Regions from separate parts of the Homo sapiens genome. Here region 2 is linked to region 1. Evidence: chromatin loops called from intact Hi-C (ENCODE). Cell type or tissue: gastrocnemius medialis. All regions are shown on one strand. Links, peaks and the distances in the headings refer to the core of each region. The heading gives the core; the rest is flanking DNA. Region 1 has its middle 110 kb from the start of XYLT1. Region 2 overlaps XYLT1 (xylosyltransferase 1).

Region 1 (8,756 bases), core at 406-8,405:
GGTGCACAGGCCCCAGGACAAGTCTGTCCAGAGCAAAAATGGCTGCCTCTACACCAGAGGACCTGGGTGGGCACTGCAAGCTGCCTCAGCCCTGCCTGTGTGGGCAGGTGAGAATCATAATAAATCTTACAATTTGCGACGTTCTCCTTGGTTCTTTTGGAAGCAAGCTTTGAGCTTCTTTTTTAAGATGCATCCTCATGATCCATGAGTCCTCTTAGCTCTAACCCTAAACATATTCTAAATCTAAACAGTTCTCTCTGTCTCTGCTGTTATCAGGCTAGTCAAGCTACTTCCACGTCTTGCCTAAATAACTGCAGTAACCTCCTCCTTATTCTCCATGCTCCCATCCTCACCTTCCAATTATTCAATCTTCATAGAGCAGTTAGAGTGATCATATTAAATATGATAATGACAACCTCCACTTTGCCTAGAATTTCTCAGTGGCTTACCGTTTTACCTGGAATAAAATCCCACAGTCTTCCACATCCTGGCCCCTGCCTCCCTCCCTCGCAGTCTCATCTGGTATTGAGCTCCAGGCTCTCAGTAACATCAATTAAGCAATTAATAGCCTTCTTTCTGTTCCTCCTATATTCCACACTCATTTTTTATTTTGTTTTGCTCATAGCTCTATCCACAGCACATATGACAGAGCATGGCATACAGCAAGTAATTAATATATAGTGATTTATTAATTGGTTATTTTCAAGGTCCTAATAACAATATGGAGAATTGGGAGATGGAAGGATGCTGATTACTGTGAGTGGTTTTTAAACAAAGTCTACCTGTTGGCAATTACATGGTTCCTGTGCTCCCCTACCACCTACTTAAGCTCTGATTTTCAATTTCCAACTTATCTGTCAGTTGACTCTCTAGACCAAGGATTGGCATCCTTCTTTCACTAAGGTCTAGATAGTAAAACACTGTAGGCTTTGAGGCCATTGGATCACTGTTGCAGCTACTCAACACTGCCCTTATAGTGCAAGAGCAGCCAGAGACACTATCTAAAGTTATGGGCCTAATGTGAGCCAGTGAAACTTTATTTACCTGTGGCATGCTGGGTCTGGCACACTAGTTGTAGTTTGCTAAGTCCTGCTTTAGACTATACATTTCTTGAATACCCTAATACATAGTTGGCCACCACTTACTCAGGGCCCGTTGAAGAAGGTCCATTGTGGTAGAAAGAAGAATTTACCCACTGCTATGAAAATCGAGAAAGCCACAGCCTTTCATTTCTGGGACCAGTTTCTGGCATCATGAATACTAGAATCAGGTCTGTATGGCACTGTGGCTTCCCCTACTGACAAACTGTGCAACCTTAGACGTGGTACCAAATCATTCTGTGCAGCAATCTTTTCTTCTACAAAATGGGACTAAATGATCTCTTGGGGTTGTTTTAAAGAGCAAAGAAGGTAACAAAAGTGAACCCAGATGAAATGAGAACCACCCAGCACACACATACAGGCACATGCACATGCATACACACCCTACAAAAACAATTTTGATCATCTGTTTAATTAACAACCGGACTTTTTCCTCTCCTGAGGGTTGTTTACAATCTAGGGGCACCACCATTGAATTGCTCAGGCCAATAGGAAACATTTCTTTGTGATGCTCTTTTGGGTAAGAGGAGAGTGAATAATGAAGCCACTGGCAAAAAGAAAAGATTTGAGGATTAAAAACAAGAAGTTTTAAAGGAGATGTTTATGTTGCGTGGTGTGTGATGTAAAACCTCCCTTCAGTACCATAAGATTGCAGTACAATATCCATTTCTTATTATTACATTGGGGAATTTGTGTGTCTTCAGTGGAGGGTAATCTTCTGAAGAGGTGAATCCTCCTTTATGTTAGGTATGAGCTGAGAACAAAGGCTTCTTTGCCTGGTACAAAGGCTTCTTTTCCTGGAGCTTAGAGGACTCAAGGATGGTAAGGATGCATCCTAACACCTACTAGGTGTTCAGTAAATGATAGTTCCATCCTCATTCTACTTTAATAATTTCATCTTTACAAAAAAAATAAATCTCAGCAATTCAGACTCAGTGCCAAAAATCAGTAAATCCCAGGTACTGGATGTTTACTAAAGGAAGAGAATAATTCAAATGAGGCTTGTCCTGTAGAGATCCCTCAAGGATACACAAAAATGGCTCACAGTTAGCATATTCATTCTTATTATATAAATGGATTCTACTAAAGTGCTGCTTAAAAGCAATTTGGTTATAAGCAGTTTAAGCATTCTCTTTGCAACCTTTTCCCCACTGTGTTCACAGCATCTTTGAGAAAATTTTCCCAAGAGCAGGGGAAACTAGAGATCAGCCCTTGCCTGAATTGTCACAAATTACAAATGAGTAATTGTCCTAGCACTCCTTGGGAGAGAGAAATGAACTTTGAGTTTAAAAACCTGATTTCCAATTGTCATTTTTCCATTTGTTAGCTGTATGATCACGAATAGCTCTGTTCTTCTTTCCTGTTTCAGTATCCTAAATAAATGGAAAAACATCCTGTATTCATGGGCTGGAAGACTTAATAATATTAAGATGTCAATATACCAAAAGAAATGTATAGCTCTTCCTGGCATTGTCTGATAACTGAACTGTGATTCAACTCCTGAATGAAGGTGCTCTAAGAAGTTATTGTCCTCATTGTTACTACTACCCTAATTCTGGACTAAGCAAACACACCCACAAACACATGCATGCACACATATACACATTTATCTTTATTTTTCCTTTTTTTTTGCTAGTGCTTTTGGTATCATGTCTAAGAATCCATTGCCAAATCCAAAATCATAAAGATTTACCTCTGTTTTCTTCCAAGAGTTTTATGATTTTAGCTTTTGAATCTAGGTCACTGATCTATTTTGAGTTCATTCTTCATATGGTGTGAGGTAGGGATCCAAATTCATTTTTGTGCATGTGGAAATTCAGTTGTTCCCTCACCAACTGAGACTATTTTTTCCTCCACTGAATGACTGAACAAACTTAGCACACTTGCCAAAAATCAATTGGAGATATATATATATATATATATAGGAGACATATATATAGGAGATATACATATAGGAGATATATATATAGGAGATATATATATAGGAGATATATATAGGAGATATATATATAGGAGATATATATAGGAGATATATATATAGGAGATATATATATAGGAGATATATATAGGAGAGATATATATATAGGAGATATATATAGGAGAGATATATAGGAGATATATATATAGGAGATATATATAGGAGATATATATATAGGAGATATATATATAGGAGATACATATATATGAGATATATATAAATAATAGAAATATATGTATATATCTGGACTCTCATTTTTATTCCACTTTTCTATATGTTTATCCTTATGTCAGTATCATGCTGTTTTGATTACTACAGATTTGTAGTAAGTTTTGAAACAGGAAAGTGTGAGTTCTTCAACTTTTTTCGTCTTTTTTTAAGATTGTTTTAGTTACTCAGGGTCTCTTGTAATCCCATGTGGATTTGAGGACTAGCTTTTCCATTTCCACAGAAAAAAAGAGGCCATTGCAATTTTAATAGGCATTGCATTCAATCTGTAGATTACTTTCAGTGTATTGACAGTTTAACAATATTGCATCTTCCAATCCATGAACACTGGATGTTCTTCCATTTATTTAAGTCTTCTTTAATTTATTTCTGCAATGTTTTGAGTTTTCAGTGTACAAGTCCTTTACTTCCTTGGATAAATTTGTTGCCAGGCATTTTATTCTTTTAGATGCTGTTGTAAATGAGATTGCTCCCTTAATTTCCTTTTTGGATTGTTCATTACAGGTGTGTAGAAACATAACTGGGTTTTGTATGTTTATCTTGTAACTTGCAACTTTGCTGAATTGTTCATTAGCTCTAATGGCTTTTTTATAGATTCTTTGGGATTTTCTATATATAGGATCATGCCGTCTGTGAACAGAGATAGTTCTACTTCTTACTTTCCAATTTAGATGCCTTTTATTTCTTTTTCTTGTTTAATTACGCTGGATAGAATTTCCAGTGCAGTGTTGAATACCATTGGTGAAAGGAGGCATTCTTGTCTTGTTCCTGATCTTAGGGGGAAAGCTTTTAGTCTTTCACCTTTAGGTGCAATGTCAGCTGTGGGTTTTTTAAAATAAATGTCCTTTATCATGTTGAGGAAGTTCCCTTCTATTCTATCTTTTCTGAGTATTTTTATCCTGAAAGGGTGTTGTATTTCTTCAAATGCCCTTTTTTATATCAATTGAGATGATTATATATTTTTTGTTTATTTTATTAATGTGACATATTAGATTGATTGATTTTCTTATGTTGAACCACCCTTGCATTCCTAGAATAAATCCCACTTGGTTATGACATATCATCCTTTTAATATGCTGTTGGATTCAATTTCCTGGTATTTGTTGATTTAAAACAATATTTTTGATAAAAGTCAAATCCTCCAAAAATCCACTGTAACGATAATAATGGATATTAGCCTTCTCTTTCCTGCCTACATATAATTTGTCTTTATAGTACTATCACTAGACTTTCACTGTGATGATATATTTGCTGCACGGAGGGTAGCTTAGCTAAATAATGAGATTCTGCATCTTTAAATGTGTGTGTGTGTGTGTGTGTGTGTGTGTGGTGCGTGCGCTTTGGAGTCAGAGCTTTGGAGTCTGAGCTTTGGAGTCAGCAAGATCTGCATTCAGCTCCCAGCTCTGTCACACACCATCTGTGGGAACCTGGACAATGTCTTAGCTTTCCTGAGCTCCAGTTTGATCACAGGAATAATTTAATCTCTAGCTCTCAGAGCTGTTAAGAAAAAAAGAGCAGACGAGACACTGTATGTAAAACACTTAGCACACTTCCTAGCATAAAACAGTCTTGATCAAAAGAGCAAATCGCTGAGCTATTGGTATTATTTAGATTTGACAAATTACAAATATGTTTTGTTCATGCGTTTTTTTTCCAGGCAGTTAGTTTTGCTGGGAAGAAACTGCTCAGTTAATACGAGCCTGTGGTGGTGGCTGTGTGGTTGTATCTATCCAGCCAGATGTACTGTGAAAACAGTTTCATCAACTAACCAGATGTGTTCACAGTGAAGACTGAAGGGTTTTTATCCAGATGCTGGTGCAGTTCCTCGGGGCTCAGTGATTTCCTTGCTTTCAACTTTACCAGCCCAGAGAGGGTTTCCTCTTCCTGACCCAGCCTGGCTCCCCCTCCATGGTCTCCCTTCCTGGCTGAAAGGAGTATGCGATTCTGCATTCAGTCACTAGATGGCGTTTGACTGTTTCCAAGAAGGGAGCTTGACTGAGTGGGTGCCCTCAATCAGAGGCTGCTGGAATTTAAGGTCAGGAATTTCAGCCACAGCCTAAAGTCGTGGCCAGATTACAGACCAGTAGGAAGAGAAACTGCTCGTGCTGCTGCTTCGTTTATTTCTCTTCTTTTTCTCAAGAAATGATGCTATGGTGAGGGTAGAGTCACCAAAATTTTTCAAAATACTGATATAGAGTGATTTCAGTATCCATCTATGCGAAAGAAAAAGCTATCTCCTATTCCAGGAATGATGTGGCAACCTTACAAACTAAAGCATGCTCAAACAATCACCATGACAAAAGTTCATCATAGAGGGTGGGACTGCCTGCTGGTTAACAACACCTCTCTGCAGTCAGACTGTCTCCACTGATATCCAGAGGTTTCTACTGGTGACCTACCAGCTGTGTGATCTTGGGCAAGGTGCTTAATCTCTCTGTGCCTCAGTTCCCTTATCTATAAAATGTAAAAATAATAAAACCTAGCTGTGGGCTTTGGGGAAGAATAGATGAGACCATGTACAGAACTCTGAGAATAGCTCCTGGCACATGGTAAGTCTTCAATAAGAGACAGCTATTATTCATTTAGCCAACATTTATGAGAGGTCAGAAGAGTACCCCCTGCCAAGAGTGGTTGTGAGAAGGAAATGAGATAACACAGGCCAAGCGCTTAGAATGTTGCTTGGGACACAGAAAGAGCTCCATCAAGGTGTGCTATCAAAATATTAAGAAGAAAAAGATTACAGGCTGGGCACAGTGGCTCACACCTATAATCCCAACACTTTGGGAGGCTGAGGTGGGCAGATCACTTGAAGTCAGGAGTTTGAGACCATCCTGGCCAACATGGTGAAACCCTGTCTCTAGTAAAAATATAAAAATTAGCCAGGCATAGTGGTGCGTAACTGTAATCCCAGCTATTCGGGAGGCTGAGGCAGGAGAATGGCTTGAACCCAGGAGGTGGAGGTTGCAGTGAGTCAAGATCACACCACTGCACTCCAGCCTGGGCAACAGAGGGAGACTCTGTCTCAAAAAATTAAAAAATTAGGAAGAAAAAGATTTCAGGCTGGGCGTGGTGGCTCACTCCTCTAATCCCAACACTTTGGGAGGCCTAGGTGGGAGGATCACTTGAGCCCAGGAGTTTGAGACCAGCCTGATGAGTCCCCATCTCTATAAAGAAATCATAATCATAATCATACAAATATTAGCTGGATGTGATGGCACACGTCTGTTGTCCCAGCTACTTGGGAGGCTGAGGTAAGAGGACCCCTTGAACCTGGGAGAGAGAGGTTGCTGTGAGCTATGATTGCACCACTGCACTCCAGCTTGGGCAACAGAGCAAGACCCTGTTTCAAAAACAGAAAAGAAAAGTTTACAAAATACTGACATAGAGTATGATTCCATATTTAAATTAAAATATGTGAAGAGATGGAGGAGTGGTATGTGATCTCTTTTTCCTCTTTCTCCTTCACCTCTGCCGCTAATCTGAAGAAGCTTAAATACATACAGTAATGACAGATTCCACCCTGGGGCATTAGAGTGAGCATTTTGCTGGATGAGTGAGAAGGTTCAAGGCCCCCGACAAAAAAAGAGTTTCCTGGTGATGGGATGCCATGCACCTTCACAGCCTGTGCTGGATCATGACCTTTACTAATGACCCAGGTCTCCTGGAGAAGGGGTCTTAACACTTACAGGGTCATGGTGACTTTTGCAGTCTGAGGAAGCCCAAGGACCCCCTTCTTAAAATGATGTTTCTAAATGCATGTGAAATAGACTATATCCGATTTTACAAAAGAAGTCTGTAATCTAACATAAACTATCTGTGGTTACCATAGGTGCAAAGTCATTAATATTGCTGTCAATTTTGCTTATATTCATAATTAACTGAAACGCTGCATTTGAGGTGGAAATTAGTTAAAACTGATATGCACATTTTCCCCATCCAAGTCACACAGCCCTGAATTTTATGCACAGGTCTTCTGGGTCAGGGAGCCCCGGGTAAAGAACCTTGGTAGGACAAAAACATAGTATTCCTACCACCTTAGGCAAGCTGTCTGAGTACTCGAGATTGTGCTGTTTATTTCAGGAACAACAGACGTTCCATTATGCTCCTTAAAATCTAAGTGAATTGATTCAGAACAAATAGCTTATCACCTTTTTTTAATTATGAGATTGAGGAAAACTACAACTGCACCTTATGTTGAGGGAAAAAAATCCATCTAGCTGACATTGGAGGGTATCAACAGCTGACTTTTTTTTCCTAATACAGCTATTCAATATAAAGCAAATTGGTTTAGATGATCAATGGGAAAGAATACTGTTTTAGGGCTTAACGGGAACAATTTCTCCTTCCCTTAAAAAGTTCTCAGTTCACAACTGGATTGATGTGCCTCTTATAAACCAGTTTGAAAGTAGTGTCACATTGCTTTTCATTTAAAAAATAAAATAAAAACCTTTCCTGAAACTTTAGGTCCCATGTGTGTATGTGCGTATGTGTGTGTGTACACATGTATGCATATATGCACATTTTATCCCAGAATTCCAAGACTAAGATAAATCATTCCATACTGGATAGAGAAAGCCTTTTTGAGATTGTTTCCAGCAAGAAACAGCTAGAACAGGGGGAGAATACAACAGGCTAGAGAGAGAAAGAAGGTAAAAAGATACCTTCTCCCTGGCTCCCTTGAAACAAATGTGTTTTCTTATTTATCTTCCTTTGTGAGATCAGTTATGGTAATTTTGTACTATCAGGGGAACTGCCCTTAGAACATTTATCCCAGTTTCAAGGAGTTCAAGGATCAAAAAAATAAAAAGGATTATAGAATGTTCCTCCTTTGATTTTTCCCCACCTATGATCACCTTTTGCTTCTCAAAGCAGAGCCCAGAATATACTTATTTCCCAGCATACCCGCAGCACATGCCCAATGCAAACACTTCTCCTTAAAAGAATCTCTATAATAATCCTTAGCTAACAATTTGATAAAGTAAGGGCATATCAGAACAGCCTGGTCTAAGGTTGAGCTATGATCATTTCAACACAAAACCAAGCCAAGAGTTTGATTGGTCAAAACAGCCAATTCTAAGGAAAGAAAAAGGAAAAGAACTACCTATTAGGGTAAAGAATCCACATCTCATCCCTTAAGCAGAAGCTGTTGGTGCCTTTCAGTGTTATCTTCCAGGACAGTCTAAACAACATGGAAAGCTTCACTGAATTTAGATCAAGAAATTTTGTTTACAGGTGTTTGACTCATATGTGTCTACAGTTGTGTGTGTGTTTACATGTTTATTTCTTACATTGTATGTGTTTGCTTTTGCATATCTGTGTGTTATATTTGGGTATGTGTTAATGTGTTTATATGGTGGATATACCAATTATGCATTGTGGGTTAAATGACAGGCTAGATACTACTTCTTCTACTGGACTCCAGGATTATGCTTTGCGTGATGTTGAACAAA
Region 2 (8,000 bases), core at 1-8,000, 310 kb after region 1:
GTGTCTCTCTCTTTGTCTCTCTGTGTCTCTCTCTCTCTGTGTCTTTCTCTGTGTGTCTCTCTCTCTGTGTCTCTACCACACCCCCTTTCTCTCTGGATCTTTGGGTATTGTGGCCATAACTGTGGAATAACGCAATGGAATGCTGCAATTAATTAGAGGCAAACTGTGTTCAAATAGTAACGAAGAAGAGGCCAGCCTTCGGGACACTTAAAAACAAACAAACAAACAAACAAACAAAAAACAGTTAGGAGGCCTCTCTCCATAGAAAAGCTCTTCTGTGTGTGAGGCATTTTGTTCCAAAACAGACATGGTTGTTGTCATTTCTGGAAGGCTCTGCTCTCTCTCCCTCTGTCCTTGGGTCTGACTTTGCAACCTCATGTTGTCTCTGGAGTCTGACTCCTGTGCGTCACTTCTGACCCTGCCTCTTACCCACCGAGTGACCTTGGGCAAGCCTGGCTCAGCCTCACTGGCCCCATTTGAAGGGGCATTCATTTTTTCTGCGGAGAGCCAGATGTTGGCTTTTCTGGGCATGTAGTCTCTGTCATAGCTACACAACTCTGCCGTCCTAGCACAAAAGCACCACCTTCAGTGTGTGCACGAATGGGCATGGCTGTGTCCTGGAAGAACTTTATTGACAAAAGCAGGTGGTAGGGTGTTTTGCTGACCCCTGACCTACTTTTTGAGATAATTTTGAGGAATGAATAGCGATGCCAAGCCACGGGCTTAGCTCCGTGCCTGGTAGGTAATCAGCACATAGTAAACAATAGCTGATGTTTGTTTCTTCTTCTCGTTCCATTTTCTCTTGCATTTCCTTCCTTTTCGTCTTTTTCTCCTCTGCCATTATTTCGCCCTCTGCTGTGTATCTCTGTACCACACAGCTGTCTCTTATGCTGATAGGGAAAGAGCCAGGAGATGCCAGTTCAGATCTTTCCCTGCCACCTGCCTGCAGTCCCTTGGGTGCTCTGAGCGCTGTGACTGTCACTGTCATGTCCCCCTGGTGGGGTTGGGAAGAGGGGAGTGGGTTAAGTCAGGGGCTGGGCTCTGAGCACGCTTTGCTGGGCTCTTTGGTTTTTACCCCAAGGACTTAGCCTTGTAGGCTTGAGGTCCAGGCTAGGTGGCCTTGGGCTGCGTCAAACATAAACAAAGCCAGACCCTATGAAAGGGGTAAGGGCACATTTAATCAGTAATGCCTGTTGCAATAGGAAAAGCATCCAGCATGGAACTGAACTCAACTTGGATTTGTTCAGAGGTGACTGGGTGTTTTAAAGAGAGAAGGAAGCAGAGTGCGGTGGCCCACGCCTGTAATCCCAGCACTTTGGGAGGCCAAGGCAGGTGGATCACGAGGTCAGGAGTTCGAGACCAGCCTGACCAACATGGTGAAATCCCATCTCTACTAAAAATACAAAAAAAATTAGCTGGGCATTGTGGCACACGCCTGTAATTCCAGCTACTCAGGAGGCTGAGGCAGGAGAATTGCTTGAACCCGGGAGGCGGAGGTTGCACTGAGCAGAGATCATGCCATTGCACTCCAGCCTAGGCAACAGAGGGAGACTCCATCTCAAAATAATGATAATAATAATAATAATAATAATAATAAAGGGAGAAGGAGAGAGGTGGGAGGGAGGGAAGGGAGATGAGCTCAGTGGACTCAGGGAAGTGAAGAATTACCAAAAGCAGGAAGGGAGGGTTGGTCTATGTGTGACTCAAATGGGTTTGCTAACTGCTGTTTATGAAGTGTGGCTCCTGCTCTCTTACAGAGGCTGGGAGATGATGCCCTGTCTAGAGGTGTTAGCTGGAACAAACAGTAAATTATTTTGGCAGCCTTGAGTTTTCTAAAGCAGTCACTTTAAGCAGGAGCTGGGGTCATCCCAGGGATGTTGCCTTGAGCTGTGAGAAACTATGTTAGTGTTTCAGGCCAGGCGTGGTAGCTCACGCTTGTAATCTCAGCACTTTAGGAAGCCAAGGATTGCCTGAGCCTAGGAGTTTGAGACCAGCCTAGGCAACATAGCAAGGTCCTGTCTCTACAAAAAATTTAAAAAGCTGGGTATAGTGGTGAAAGCCTGTGTAGTCCCAGCTACTCAGGAGGCTGAGGCAGGAGGATCGCTTGAGGTCAGGAGGTTGAGGCTGCAGTGAGTCGTGATCATACCACTGTACTCCAGCCTGGGGAACAAAATGAGACCCTGTCTCAAAAAATAAATAAATAAAAAAGAAAGAAAGAAAGAAAAAGAAAAACAACGTTAGCATTTCATTCAAGTCTTTATAGGTAAAGCTGAGAGGCCCAGTAGAAAAAGGGGGCAGAGGAGGCTGACTAGAGTTTGATCAAGGACTAACTCTTGACAGCAGGTCATTCTTCCTCCCTGAGGATGATTCAGGACTTGAGGGGCCTGGGTTCCTCTCTCTATAGGAAAGTATTTATCGGCTGGGCGCAGTGGCTCACGCCTGTAATTCCAGCACTTTGGGAGGCCAAGGCAGGCAGATCACCTGAAGTCAGGAGTTTGAGACCAGCCTGGCCAACATGGTGAAACCCTGTCTATACTAAAAATACAAAAATTAGTCGGGCATGGTGGCGGGCACCTGTAATCCGTGCTACTTGGGAAGCTGAGACAAGAGAATCGCTTGAACCCGGGAAGCGGAGGTTGCGGTGAGCCGAGATTGCACCACTGTACTCCAGCCTGGGCAACAAAGAGCGAAACTCCGTCTCAGAAAAAAAAAAAAAAAAAAAGTATTTATCACTCAACTTCGATTTCTATCTGTTCTGTGTGTGTGTATTGTGTATGGAAGTAAAATACAAATCAAAAGGCTTGGCATGTAGCAAAACAGCCTACATAAAAGAATCCTAAACTTTTAATTTTAATAATCAGTAAATATTTCTGATTGTACTTATGTATTATGTCAGTAGTTCTCAAACTTGGTCTCAGGATTGCTGTATAGTCTCAAACATTATTGAGGAACACCAAAGAGCTTTGGCTTAGGTAGGTGCTATCAATTACTTCCTATATAGTAATATTTAAACTAAGGCATTCTTAAAATGTTTATTAATTCACTTAAAAACAGTCATAATAACCTATTACTTGTGTATATAAAATATATTTATGAAAAGTATGCATATTTTTCCCCAACGAAAACAAATTTAGGAAGAAGGGAGGCACTGTTTTACATTTTTTGCAAATCTCTGTAACACCTGGCTTAATAGAAGATAGCTAGATTCTCACATTTGCTTCTGATTTCTGATGCAGTATGACGTGCAGTGGAGTTTCTGGAAAACTCCACTGTACACTCATGAGAGAGTAAGCGAGAAAGGAAAATAATGTCTTTATATTATCGTGAAAATAGTTTGTCATTAAAGATCCCCTGAGAAGGCCTCAGGGACCCCCAACAGTTCCCAGACCACACTTTAAGAACCACTTTAAGTCACCATTGCAATCATTAATTCTATTTTAATAAATTATACCTAATATTTATTAAGTTCTAGGTATTAAGTGTTTTAAATTCATTGACTCTTAATTCTCATAACAGCCTCATTAGATTGGGTACTCATTATTGTCCCCATTTTACAGAGAAGGAAACTGAGGCAGACAAAGTTAGGCACTGTGCCCTGGGCCACACAGTGAGCAAAGGCCAGGGTCCAGATTTCAACCCACTGTGCCTCAACACTCTGCCTTTCCAAAAAGTCTCAGTCTTGGCCGGGCGTGGTGGCTCACGCCTGTAATCCCAGCACTTTGGGAGGCTGAGGCGGGCGGATCATGAGGTCAGGAGATTGAGACCATCCTGGCTAACATGGTGAAACCCCGTCTCTACTAAAAAATACAAAAAATATTAGCCGGGCTTGGTGGCGGGCGCCTGTAGTCCCAGCTACTCGGGAGGCTGAGGCAGGAGAATGGCGTGAACCCGGGAGGCGGAGCTTGCGATGAGCGTGATCGCACCACTGCACTCCAGCCTGGGCGACAGAGCGAGACTCCGTCTCAAACAAACAAACAAAAGACTCAGACTTGCTCATCAAGTGACAAGGCGCTAGCTTAAAATATCATCCTGCTGCCACTTGAGTGCTTAACATGTATCAAGCCTCTCACCCAATGTTGTTTTGTTAAATAGAATTATATGTGCATGACATATTAGTTAATCCCCACCTTACATTTGCAAAGTAGGTCTTCTTACCCCCTTCTTTTGTAGATGAGAAAAATGAGGCTCTGAGAGGTTAAACCTCTTGCCCTCCGTCTCAGAGTTAAGGAGCAGAGACTGGATTCCAACCCAGCCCTATCAGTCTCACTCCTTCCTGCCTCACCCTGTGCTGTTTTGCATCCCATTAACATGATGCTACATTGCAAAGGGCTTTTTACTTAGGGTTCTGTTAAAGCAGGGCCTGCCTGCGTCCAGCGTGGTCCACGGGTTTCTAAGTGCTGGCCAGCCACCTTTTGTGCATGCAGATGAGCTGGACGAGGGGCCTCTGTTAGGTCTATTTGCATTGGCAGCCTGGGTAATTGCATGTTCTAATTGGTACAGCCACACACACTGTGCTTCCACCGTTCGCCTACCCTGGCACGGAGGTCCTTTTGGAAGCAGGTGCAGGCCTCTCCCTGTTTGTCCCTCCCAGTGGCCTTGGTAGCCTTGGTGATTGGAACGAAGCCTCGGACACTGAGTTCAACACCAAATAACTACCCAGCCGGCTGTGCGTGCACATGGCACAAAAGGAAGCCGTAAACTGATCACGATGAGCGGGTGGGCCAGGCGCCCTCATGTGTGAGCAGTGCACCTGGCTGGGGTTTCCCTTTGGCCCTGTCCCTATTCCTAATAGCTGCGGAGAGGCAGTGGGGTATTGAAAGGCATGACCTCCAGACCTAGACAGCCTGGGTTCAAATCCTGGCTCCTCTGTTTCCTAGGTGTGTGGACTTAGTCATTTAACCTCCCTGAACCTTAATGTTCCAATCTGAAAAATGGGTAGAAAATATAGCGTCTTCTTTATCAGCTCATCATGGAGATTAAATGAGTTAGTACATGCAACAGGCTTGGAACGGAACCTAAGACATACGTGTTTCTTAAGCACTTTGGACGTGTCAGGCACTATCTTCTATGCTTGATCGATTCAGTCCCTGGGAAGTAGGTGCCATCTTCGGCTCTCTGGGATGGATGAGGAAACTGAGGCAAAGAGAGGCGAAATGTTCTGTCCCAGCTTGAAGAACCCCAGCAAATGGAGAAGGGAGGAATCAAACTCACTTCTTCCTGAGTCCAGACCTCTGAATCTCAGTGTGCTGCTATAGACGATAATAGAGGGATAGGGCTGCAGACGGGATGCGCTTTGAAGCTTCCATTTTGTCCTCAGTTCCTGGTCTCTTAAGGTCCATCGAATTGTTTTAATGAGCTGAAGTGGCAGAATTTTGTTCATTGAATATATTGATTAATAACTAACTCAGAATGGTTAGTAACACACATTCGGGACACATCATTTTACAGATAAGAAAATTGGACATCAGCTAATGCAATACTAGTACCCAGGTCTTCTCCTACATAAACAATAAGAGCAAAGGTGGATAGTTTAAAAATCACGGCAACCCACCCCCACCCCTCAGAAATGGGAGCAAGGGGCCAGGATTCAGTAGACTAAGTATTGATTCATCCTGAACCAAGAGAACCTGGGAAAAATGGAAACAGACCCACGTGTCTTTGCAGCAGCAGCGTGGGTCAGGTAACCTGCTTCTCGGAGCCATATTATGTTTAGCATATTTCTACCTGATTGAAATTGACTCTAAACATGCCCAAGGTTGAATGGGAATGGAGGACATTATTGCATTTAATTATTTCTCCAGAATAAAAATGGATTCTAGCAGCAGCTTAGAGGTAAGGCAACAGCAGAGCAATTAGAGTTTTGGAGCTTGCACACAAACATTTGAATGTGCAATCATTGTAATAAGTACATTAAAATAAAGTAAGTCAAAGGGTTGCATTAGCATAAATAACTCAAGGTGAGAGAGTTGGATTGATGAAGAGTAGAGAAGATGATGCCAGTTGATCACAATTGCGAAATAATAACCCATCTGTCCTCTAGGCAGAGACTGTCAGGGGAGAGAGAGTGTTAATTGGTAGAGTTCCCCAGTCTGGTTTACTGCTCATTCTTCTTCCAGCTTTGTGTGGTGGGCATATTCTAGTAGTTTTACATACACTCTTCCTCACTGAATTACCCAAGAGGTGAGGTGTTGTTTGTTTGTTTTGAGACAGAGTCTCACTCTGTCACCCAGGCTGCAGTGCAGGGCACGATCTTGGCTCACTGCAACCTCCATCTCCTGGGTTCAAGCGATTCTCCTGCCTCAGCCTCCTGAGTAGCTGGGACTACAGGTGCGTGCCACCACGCCCAGCTAATTTTTTGTATTTTTAGTAGAGACGGGGTTTCACAGTGTTAGCCAGGATGGTCTCGATCTCCGGACTTCATGATCCGACCGCCTCAGCCTCCCAAAGTGCTGGGATTACAGGTGTGAGCCACTGTGCCCGGCCTGAGATGGATATTATTATCATCCCCATGGATACCAAGGTGTTATCATCCCAATGTTTTAAATGAGGAAACTGAGACACAGAGAGTTTGAATCACTTCATTACTAGCAGTGTAGCCTCGGTCAAGTTATTTAACCTCTCTCTATGTTAGTTTCCTCCTCTTAAGGAGTACTAATACTGTCTGTTTTGGTGAGTTTTCAAGAAGATTCAAAGGACACAGAGCATGGGCCACTTGGGTGCTGGGCATATGATGGTTATTTTTTATGGGTCTGCCTGGAGACCTCCCAAGATTGGTTTTGTGAAGGGAAGGGATCCTGGGTTTGGCTTTCTGGATCTTGAGTCTCCACAGAAAGGACAGAAAAGCCAAAATCTGTTTGCCCCTTGGCAGTCAGATGAAGAGTTAGGGGGAACATGAAGTGATATGTCATGTCCATCCTTGGATGGCTGGATAAAGAAAATGTGGCATATACACACAATGGATGTTAGCTTCAAAAAGAAGAAAATCCTGCAACATACAGCAACATGGATGAACTCTGAGGACATTATGCTAACTGAAAGAAACCAGTCACAGAAGGACAGATAGTACACGTGTTTATTCTGCTTCTATCAGCTATCGAAAATAGTCCGAATCCTAGAACCAGAGAGTGAAGTAGTAGTTGCCAGGAGTTGGGGGATTGGGGAGGAGCATGGGGAGTTGCTGATGGACAGGCATAACATCTCAATCATGCATGCACAATGAAGAAGCCATAGAGACCTGCTGTGCAGTACTATAGCCAACAATATAGTAGTACATGCAACAATATACAACAATTTGCTGTATGTTGCATATAGTACTATAGTGTTGACTATAGCTGCATAGTCAACAATAATACACACTTAAAAATTGGTTCAGAGGGTAGATCTCATGTTAAGTGTTATTATCATAGTAGTCCCAGCACTTTTGGAGGTTGATGTGGGTGGATCACCTGAGGTCAGGAGTTCGAGACCAGCCTGGCCAACATGGTGAAAACCCGTCTCTACTAAAAATACAAAAATTAGCCGGGCGTGGTAGCACACACCTGTAATCCCAGCTACTCAGGAGGCTGAGGCAGGAGAATCACTTGAACCTGGGAGGCGGAGGTTACAGTGAGCCAAGATGGCGCCGTTGCACTCCAGCCTAGGTGACAAGAGTGAAACTCCATCTCAAAAAAGAAAAGAAAAGAAAAAAATGAATTGAAGGGGGGAAGCCAGAGAGAACGCCGCAGTCACTATAGAAAATGACAGTGACTCTGAGGGACAGAAATTCTCAGGCCTCCAATTCTCGCTGACTGCGCCTCTCTCTGACTTTTCTGGAAGCGATCTAGTATCTGTGAGCCCTTTTGTTCCAGAAGACAAAATATTTTCCTTCCCTCTTATACTCAAATCTTTTGGGTTCCCATGGCAGCTGAGTAGCATCTGGGGCCAGGCAGAAGTTCACAGGGCCACCACAAGCTAATCATCGCCATTGTGGTGGCCTGTCTTGAGTAGAGAGCGGGTATTAA

The links. Hi-C counts contacts between places; a loop is a spot of excess contacts. Peaks named below come from ENCODE experiments on the same cell type or tissue, not always from the same donor. Only the 100,000 strongest peaks of a DNase experiment are listed, where the experiment ranks them.
Region 2: it touches region 1 in a loop (5-fold over the local background); 5 of 110 quality-filtered maps call a loop at or near these places.

What each region holds. Positions count from the first base shown.
Region 1 is chr16:17,575,976-17,584,731 of GRCh38, reverse strand. No RefSeq gene overlaps it. Among named protein-coding and RNA genes, the nearest start is that of XYLT1, 110 kb to the right of the region's middle. RefSeq lists an enhancer at 5,370-5,871. In gastrocnemius medialis, for the core only: a CTCF peak has its summit at 5,268 (motif pointing right); a DNase peak (open chromatin) is centred at 5,271.
Region 2 is chr16:17,263,390-17,271,389 of GRCh38, reverse strand. All of the region lies in intron 2 of XYLT1 (xylosyltransferase 1), which reads left to right. Among named protein-coding and RNA genes, the nearest start is that of XYLT1, 200 kb to the left of the region's middle. RefSeq lists an enhancer at 4,201-5,072. In gastrocnemius medialis, for the core only: no CTCF peak of the experiment used is centred there; DNase peaks (open chromatin) are centred at 529 and 4,619.